Regions from separate parts of the Mus musculus genome. Here region 2 is linked to region 1. A link is a loop called in an ENCODE intact Hi-C map of the cell type or tissue named here. Cell type or tissue: left cerebral cortex. All regions are shown on one strand. Each heading gives the region's core, and the rest is flanking DNA. Links, peaks and the distances in the headings are about the cores only. Region 1 holds the start of Nkx1-1 (NK1 homeobox 1). Region 2 has its middle 4.5 kb from the start of Ctbp1.

Region 1 (4,386 bases), core at 290-4,289:
GCCCCTCACCCACAGGTGGTCTTTAAATGCCAGAGGAGGCCTCCACGTTTTCCGACCCAGGGCCGGTGTTCAGCTCTCAGATCGAGTTGACGCTGACATACTGGAGCATAAAATCGCAACTCGAAAATAACCCAGCTCAAATGACCCAGGTCGCATGAAGAGTGCGGGTGTCCTGTCCTCAACTCCCAGGTCTTAGCAGGACAACTATTCCCTCAGGCGACACGTAGCCAGTCATCCCTGCCCCAGCCCTGCCTGGCTGCCCTCTCCCAACTGTGCAGCGCTCGCTCCCTCCCTACACAGCTCCAGCAGGCAGCCGCGAGTTCCTCGTAGACCAACCCCTTGGCGGAGAGAGGGGTCCAACTGCAGCCTGCATGGCCTGCCCTTCCTCTCTCTAGGAACGGAAGGTCAATGCAACCGCGTTGGTAGAGCTGGCGGCCCCAGTCCAGTTCTCCCTGAGCGTTCTGGTCCATGAGAGGCGCAGGGGCCAAGAAGTTAGAGGAGGACGGGGGAGGGGCACAAAAAGCAATCAGGAGCTGGTCGAATGCAATTCGCGATCAATAGCGGCCCCTAATAAGTGTAATAGGTTTTAATCGAGTAATTATCCGAATTTTGACCCTATAATTTAGATGTTCGGGGGGAGTTTGCAAGGTGCTTGAAAGAGATATGCATGCGCCGTAATGGGATATCGACCGCAAAGGGGGCGCGGGCCGCCCCATTACCGGCCGCTTTCCGCCGCTAAGCACATTTCCCTTTAACTGTAATCGAAGGGATTTAATTGTTTTTCCAGAGATAACCAGCGTTTTGTCACAATTAGTCTGATTTGTCCAAAGGGGGAGGGCCGGGAAGGCCACGGTGGGGGTGGGTAAGTCACCAAGTCAGTCGCCGCATGTCCCTTTGCCTCCAGCACCAACTACCCTCCAACACCAAAGATTGACTAGATGAATCCTGGACCGTAGTCGCAACCCCAAGGCCCCAGATTTGGCCCAACAGAACCTTTCCAGAAGCGTGCAGCAGTGAGGGCCCTAGAGTCCGGGTCGGGAGGAGGCCACGGATGCTTGGGGCGGACCCCGCGCTCTGCGAACTTTCCACAGAGCCCGGCGGCGCTTGGGTCAGGCCCAGCTCGCCGGGAGCATAAACATTCCGGAGCAGTCGGTGTCCTCGCCCCTATCACCAACCCCTTATACTCACTTGTAGGCTCAGCTCCCGCGGCCGCTGCGACTCCTGTGGCGGCGGAGAGGGCTCGGCGTTCTAGCTCTGCGCGCGGCGAACGTCCGGAGGCAGCGGGGACCGCGACGCACGCGGCCGGGGCGCATGGGGCACACGTAGCGGGCACCACAGGGCCCAGTAGCACGCAGCGGCGTCTCCTACTGTTGAACTTGTTGGGATCTAGGATGTCCAACACGGAGAAGGAGGTGGGGCGCGGGGGCGCGGCGGGCCGGGCCGCTCCAGCCCCCTCTGGCACCGCGGGAACAGTGTCGCTGGCCGCGAGCGGTGGCACTCCAGCCCGGGGAAAGATGGGCAGCTCAGCTCGTCCGTCCATAGTGTCCCGAGCTGTAGCCGCAGGAGCCGGCGGTGCGGGCCCCGAGCCGGGCCCGGGCGGTGGCGGTGGCAGCGCGGGGACGTCCCCGGGTGCCGCCGGGCCGCTGGTACTCATGCGGGCCTCGGGCCGCTCAGGCGGCTCGGGCCCCCGCTACCTACTGGGATCCCATCCCTGCGCCCCGCAAAATCAGCCTCAGCCCAGCTGTTCCCGCTCTGCTGGTGCTGCCTGGCCTTGCCTCCGCCACCGCTTCAGGCGCCCGCCGCGCCGGGCCAGTGCATTTATGGCGGCCCCGCCGGAGGCGCCCACGCGCCCACACGCCGCACACACGTGCGCCCGCAGGCGGCCGCAGGGTTCCGCTTCCCTCGTTAGCGCTCACGCCTAATTGGCTGCGAACGGTCCCAAGCGGAGTAGGCGGGCCCGGTACGGGACTCACGGACTGAGCCGCAGAGACGGACAGACAGACGCCCTGCCCGGAGCCAGAGCACAGTCCACTGGAGGCTGGGGTGCTCAGCACCGTGCCGCTGCGCCTCCGCGGGGCTGGAAACTGCGTGCCCGCCTCCTTGGCGAAGGGGGAGGAGACAGTCGCCTTTTAAATAATTGCGGGATCAGTTGGCTGTGGAGGGCTGCAGAGGCCCCAGGACGTGGGAACCCACGCGCCCCGAGTTGGCCTGGACATCCCAGCTCAGGGTACCGCTAAGGCAGGTCTCTCCTGCTGCCGTGGCACGCGGGGTTCTGGGCTATCCTGGCACCAGGGGCTCTCGCGCCTTCCGCTGCTAGGACGGAAAGGGAGAGAGGGGTTCTTGCGGGTTCTGAGTCTCTCCAGGGTCTTCAGCCCCTTGTGGGGCGTGTTCCCAGAGTTTCGGTTTCCGCTGCCCTCGATTGCTGTTTTTCCGCGTCTGGAGCAATCTGGTCAGAATCTCTGTCCCTCCATCCTCACTGGCTTTGACTCCCGCCCCCTTGGCTGGATCAAATTAGGGACGACTCGAAATCCCCCGCAAGAGGCGGGGCTGGCGCCCGCGAGTGACGCTCATTAGAAGTGGAATCGAAATGAGTAGGGCTAGACGGCCGTCCTAGTCCCCGCCCCCCCCCCAAAGGGTGACCGAAAAATCGCACAAATAGCAGGTGGCCTACATAAAGATCGATACCCTTCATGTAACGGGAAAATATGTGTTTCTTCCAGAAATAATACGGAAACTGTCCTCTTCCCCATCCCTAACAAATCAGAAGGGCCGTTTGAGGCCTGAGCGTTTGTGCACCGTCTTGTCCAGTCTGGAGATTTACAGGACAGTCTCGGCGGACGACCTCGGAAGGTCGAGCCCGGCTTTGGAGGATGAGGGTCAGGTAGCCGATGCTTCGCTTCCTAGTTTTCCTCCTCCTCTCGCTCAGGCCAATGAGCTGACCCGCCTCTGAAGGACCCAGGTGGGACCCGGCGATGGAACTGGCGTGCCCAGAGTGTGAGTGTGTGCGCCTACGACGTGTGCTCCAGCGGGTATGCATTCCTCCTCCCACTACGGTCCCGAGAGCCTGCTCTGCACAAGGACGGTCCTTTGCAATTACCGCGGGCAATGATCCTTCGGAAGCAGAAATTAAAAGTTAGGAGAAATAATGGGGGACCGATCGCCTGTAATTTGGGCCAAGCTCGGACATGCTGAGCCTCTGGGAGGCTGGGACAGGAGGCAGAAGGAGGGGGGCAGGGCTCTCCTCCCCTCAGTTTCTTCCCTGCCCCCTCCCACCCTCACCGCGCTGGTCCATCCTGAGATTCTAATCAGACCCACAACACTGTGTCCTTCCTTGCCAGGACCTGATTATTCTTTATCTTTAAATTATAAATCACCTCTGGGGAAGGAGGGTGGGTAATCTCTCATCACAGTGAGGTAATTATCTTCTTCCCGCCCCCATCTTGGTCTTTGCTCCCTTCCTCTTCTCAACTGAGTTTGAATATAGATGTACACGCCCCATTCTCTTACAAACACACACACACACACACACACACAGAGAGAGAGAGAGAGAGAGAGAGAGAGAGAGAGAGAGAGAGAGAGAGAGAGTCACACTCATTCAGAAGCCGCCAACACACAAGCAGGAATTCATTCATGAGCACCCACACCCAGTCAGAAGGTGGCTCAAAAGGGCAGTGCGCTGCACCCCGTCACCCCTCCCCCATCTGCTCCTCCTTCCACTTCCTGTCTCTTTTAAGTCCTTTGGTGAGGACTGCACACAGACCGGCTGCCAAGTCCCCATCTTCTTTGCTTCCCCAGGAAGCAGAGCCACTGGGTGCAGAAGGGAGCTTCTTTTGGGAGGGGAGGGCAGGGGAGGACAGGCCTCATGTGCAGAGCTGGCTCTGGGTAGTGGAGACTCTGGGACATCCCTACAAGCACCCACACCCCCCCACACACCCCCCCACACACACATTTGTCACTAGCACAAGTCAGCAGAGGGGTGAATGTTGGCAAACATTTAACAGCAGCTGCAGCACCCACACCTTACTGGGTTGGAGCTGGCCTGGCTGCACTCTCAGCCATGACACCTGCCTGTGAGGAAGTACAATGACCTGTGTAGCCCTTTCTGTGCAGCCTTCCTTCAGGACAAGCAAATGCAAGCAAAGTGGTGTTTCCTAGAACGTGAGTTGTAGACTGCAGCTAAGACACAGACAATGTAATACAACGTGTTAACAGAGGATATGAAGTGAGATAAAGTAACACGTTATAGAAAAACAGGCAACTGGATGTTGGGTTTTGTTGTTGTCATTGTTGTTGTTTTTCACCGAAACTCACACTTGGCCCTGCCGAATGACCTGCCTGCTGATGGGTAGGGGACTGGTCAGAGCTGGGCAGAATGCAGAGAAAGCA
Region 2 (4,386 bases), core at 116-4,115, 160 kb before region 1:
AGACACCTACCTACATATCTGCTGAGGCCCTGGAAAATATTAGGAAACTTTACAGGTGTTGTCTCTGTTAGTGAGACCTGGTGTTTGGGAACATGTGGAGCCCCGGAGCTCTGCAGAGACTTAGGAAAACAACACTCCAGAAAGTGAGCAGAAAATTCAAAGTCCAGATACAGTGCAGGAAACAGAAGGCTGTGGCTGGAGGCCAGGAAGAGCTGAGTTTGCAGGTTTGGGGAAGAGATATCATGGTTGTTGAGATACAAATGGCAGAGACCCCACAGGGCTTGTCAGCTTGATGCGGATGGGTGACTCAAAAAATACCTAGTAGCATCTAGAGGAAGGTTAGTATTAGGGACAGGAGGCAGAGCCCAAAGTCTGGCCACTAAGCAGAAAAGCTAGTGGAGACATAGGTCCTTATACTACATCCTCTCTATTTGGAATCAGGCTGAAATACACCAAGGTGGGGGTAAACAAACAATATTTGGAGAAAGCAATCTAGGCCTCTGCCTTGGACACTGAATGACAGAGCTTGCAGAAGATAACACATGCAAAAACTTCACAGTGGATTGAGTCCAGTAAAGAGGGTTCCTGAGAAGCAGGCACTCTCAGCTATTTTGGATCTATTTTGTTTTGAAATGTAGCTGTAGCCAACCCCTCCCTCAACTTCTGGGACACATCTTAAAATTAAGCAAATGTGATTTAAAAGAAGATGGCCAAGATAAGCTCATATATTTGAATGTTTGATCCCCAATTGATGAAACTGTTAGGGAAGGATTAGGAGGTGTGTCACTGGGAGTGAACTTTGAGGTTTCAAAAGCCTGTGTTATTCTCAGGTCCCTCTCTCTGCCTCCTGCTTACAGATCAGATGTTAAGTTCTCAGGAACTGCTTTGGCGTCATGCCTACCTACCTATGCCCTTGCTCACTGCCACAATGGCCATAAACTCTAACCTTCTGGAACTCTGGGCCCTTGAATTAAATTCTTTCTTGTTTAAGTTGTCTTGGTCATGGCATCACTTCACAGCAATAGAAAAATAGACGACAATAAAAGTGAGCCACAGATCAGCAGCTGCTTGCTTATGCTCCACAGCCTCCCTACAGGCCTCTTCAGTGTTGTGCCAGTGGCTCCTCTATGTATTGGTTACTTTTCTTATCACCAAGACAAAAAACCTGAAAGAAACAGTTTAAAAGGGCAAGGGTTTATTTTAGCTCAGGTGAGGTAGTCTGTCATGGCAGGGAAGGTGGAAATGAGAGCGGGTCAGCCCACAGTGGTGGTAGCATACAGCAGGGCTCCTCATATCTTAGTAGATCAGGAAGCAGAGAGCAGATACAACCTCCAACACCCCACTTCCCACCCCACGACCCCACCCCACCCCACCCCTTGTGCACACAGTGACCTACTTCTGCTAACTAATCCACAAGTTCTGTTGGTTTTCCAACCTCCCAAAACACTGCTGACATCTAGGAAGCAAGTATCCACAAACATTTTGAACTGGCAATTGTATCCCCTTTGTTGCCAGTCTTGACTTATTCCTAGTGCTGTCTTCTCTAGTTGTGGTTATGGCCACCCACTGAACTCTTATCTTCTATCCAGTGCAGTGACTAGATCTAGGCAAGACGCTTAAACACTCATGACCAATAAGCAACTTTCTGTGCATATGGCCCTGTGTTTCTCAAAGCTCCCTGACACTTCGCACATGCTAAATTCTGTACTTTGACAGTCCCCATCCTGAGGCAGCAATCGGGATCCTCCCAGAGCCTCAGAGCTCCCAGCATGAGCCTGGAAGAGAGATAAACACTCCCAGAAGAGAGGTTTGATGTAGCCAGAAACTGCAAGGCTGGGTCTGTGTAAAGATGCTCACAGCTCATCTTTCCTGAGTATGGTACCCATAGCTCCGCTAGAGGGCTCCAGTGGGAGTATAGTAAACATTTGTAGTGAACCCACACCAAGGTACTGCAAAATTTGAACCTCACAGCAGATCTGCACCACAAGCATCAGTGGGCTCTACAGCTAAGGCCTCACTTTCCTACCCAGATTCTCAGTGCTTTGTGGAAAACCACGCACGATTGGTGCCACAGCTAGTGTACCTCCCGGCCTCCAGATTTTCTGTATTTACAGCTATAGTTTGTCAACAAATAATATGAAATCAAAACACTGCTACAAAATATTCACAGCACAACATGGTTAGCTCTGCACACATTTGGGCTTGTCTACAAAGACACCTCCAGGAGGACTAAGGAAGAGAACTCACCCAGAGCGTGGTGGTATCCACCACAGGATGGAGGCCGGGTGAGGAGAAGAGGAGGAGGCAGCTGGCATGGTTCGCTGGGATGTTCTTCTCCCCTGTGCCCTCCTTACTGTGGACTGAAACCTCCAAAAGCAGGAGTGAAATAACCCGTTAGGTCGTTTATGTCAGACGTCCTGTTACGGCGACATGAACACTCACACAAGGTGAATGAGGTAGAAGTTATAACTTTTGAATAGTAATAGAATTATTTTGTAAAATAACAATATGAAGCTGGGCGTGGTGGCGCATGCCTTAAATCCCAGCACTCGGGAGACAGAGGCAAGTGGATTTCTGAGTTTGTGGCCAGCCTGGTCTACAAAGTGAGTTCCAGGACAGTCAGGGCTACACAGAGAAACCCTGTCTCGAAAAACAAAACAAAACAAAACAAAACAAAACAAAACAAACAAACAAAAAGTTTACAACGTCTTGAAAGGTTTTCTATGGGGTCTTCCATGATGCACTGTGGTTGGAGGGATGGCAGGGCTGCCTACGGAGGCCGCCGCCTCAGCACAATCTCTAGATGTGTGTTTCTTCCCCACCCTGTGGTCACTGTGATGTCAGGGTGTAACGAGAGCTTCCATTTATTTTCCCAGAACAAGTCGTTCATGTAAATAGCACTGTTAGTAGCCAGACTACTTCAGCATAATTAATTTTAGCCAAGCTTGGTAGTATACTACTTTAATCCCAGCACTTGGGAGGCAGAAGCAGGAAGATCTCTGCGTTCAAGGCCATCCTGGTCTACAGAGCAAGCTACAAAATAACCAGGGCTGCACAGAGAAAACCTGACTCAGAAAACCTAAATACATACATACATACATACATGTATGTTATGGGTGAGGTGGAGGGAGTGGCTGGCAAATCTGTGCCTCACACAGCAGGCTCCCCTTAGCAGTGCTCCAGCTCTTGTGGTGCCAGACATTGCTCTGGGATCAAATGACATGTGTCCTTCTGGGTGAAGGAACAACTTCTGTGACTGGGCACAGTTGTCTTTTGGTCACACCTGGTAATGTCGACAAGATAAGATTTAACAATAAAGAGGTGAAAGGAAATGGTCAGCTCCCTTCTTCCTGAGGCCCAGGCTATGAGATCAGACAGATGCCAAGCACTTCTGCAGTGCTCTATCTCCAGATGCCCTGAGGACAAATATTTCTGCTGTTTGTTTGTTTTTGTTTTTTTTTTAACTATCCATTATAGCTTTTAGCATGCACGTCTCTCATCTCTTTGGTTAGGTTCACTCTTAGGTGTGGGACTCCTTTCGAAGTTGCTATGTATGGAATTGCTTACTTTCTAATTTGAATGGGTTTTCTTGTCCTTCTCTTTCCTCCTCTATACTGTGAGTAGGACTTGTAGTAAAATGTTGAATAGAAAAAGTGAAATCATAGCAGGGACTTTAAGATGATAGATACCAAAAGGTTTGTGTCTGCCTCTCTTCAGAGTGTTGCATCATTTAATCACACACATTAGTGAGTTCTAGAGCAGCTAAGCACTGCTGTCCTCCAGTTAACTGATGGGGAAAATGAGTCGCAGACAGCTAGGCATTCTTTCAATGCTCCATGCACAGAGAGCGGCAAAGCTAGGACCCAACAGCAAACCAACATCAGGGCCCAGGCATGGCAGGATATAACCTACATCAGGTGAGTAGAATGGCTCAGACTCGCCTTGTCTGCTGAATAGCAATGTTCTAGAGAAAACACACAATGTTGCTGACTCCCATTTTGCTCTCTCTCTCTCTCTCTCTCTCTCTCTCTCTCTCTCTCTCTCTCTCTCTCTCTCGTGTGTGTGTGTGTGTGTGTGTGTGTGTGTATGTGTGTATAAAGAAGTGAAGGTATTACAGAATCCAGGCTCTTACCCCAGAGCCTCTCTAGAACAGGGACTTTGAAATCTCAGACTCAGCCTTTCTCCCTGGCTCTTGTCCCTTTCTATCCAGAGGTGCCAGTGTGCTTACAGACACCTTCTGGAAGAACCAACACAGAATGCCCTGTGTTCACAGTCATTCCTGCTCAGATTTCCATTACCAACCTGTCTCTCATGGTGTCAAGTGTGCTGCCTGGAATTCTCTCAAGGCCCAGCCCCTCTGCCTGTGGCTGCACTGAGGTTTCTGTC

Evidence for each region. Hi-C counts contacts between places; a loop is a spot of excess contacts. Peaks named below come from ENCODE experiments on the same cell type or tissue, not always from the same donor. Only the 100,000 strongest peaks of a DNase experiment are listed, where the experiment ranks them.
Region 2: it touches region 1 in a loop (4-fold over the local background); 3 of 42 quality-filtered maps call a loop at or near these places.

What each region holds. Positions count from the first base shown.
Region 1 is chr5:33,432,437-33,436,822 of GRCm38, forward strand. It overlaps Nkx1-1 (NK1 homeobox 1), which reads right to left and starts at 1,654. Exons shown (of 2, transcript NM_011320.1): 1 at 1,189-1,654. The coding sequence starts at 1,654. In left cerebral cortex, for the core only: no CTCF peak of the experiment used is centred there; a DNase peak (open chromatin) is centred at 1,897; H3K4me3 peaks cover 508 bases.
Region 2 is chr5:33,277,281-33,281,666 of GRCm38, forward strand. No RefSeq gene overlaps it. Among named protein-coding and RNA genes, the nearest start is that of Ctbp1, 4.5 kb to the left of the region's middle. In left cerebral cortex, for the core only: a CTCF peak has its summit at 1,905; a DNase peak (open chromatin) is centred at 1,872.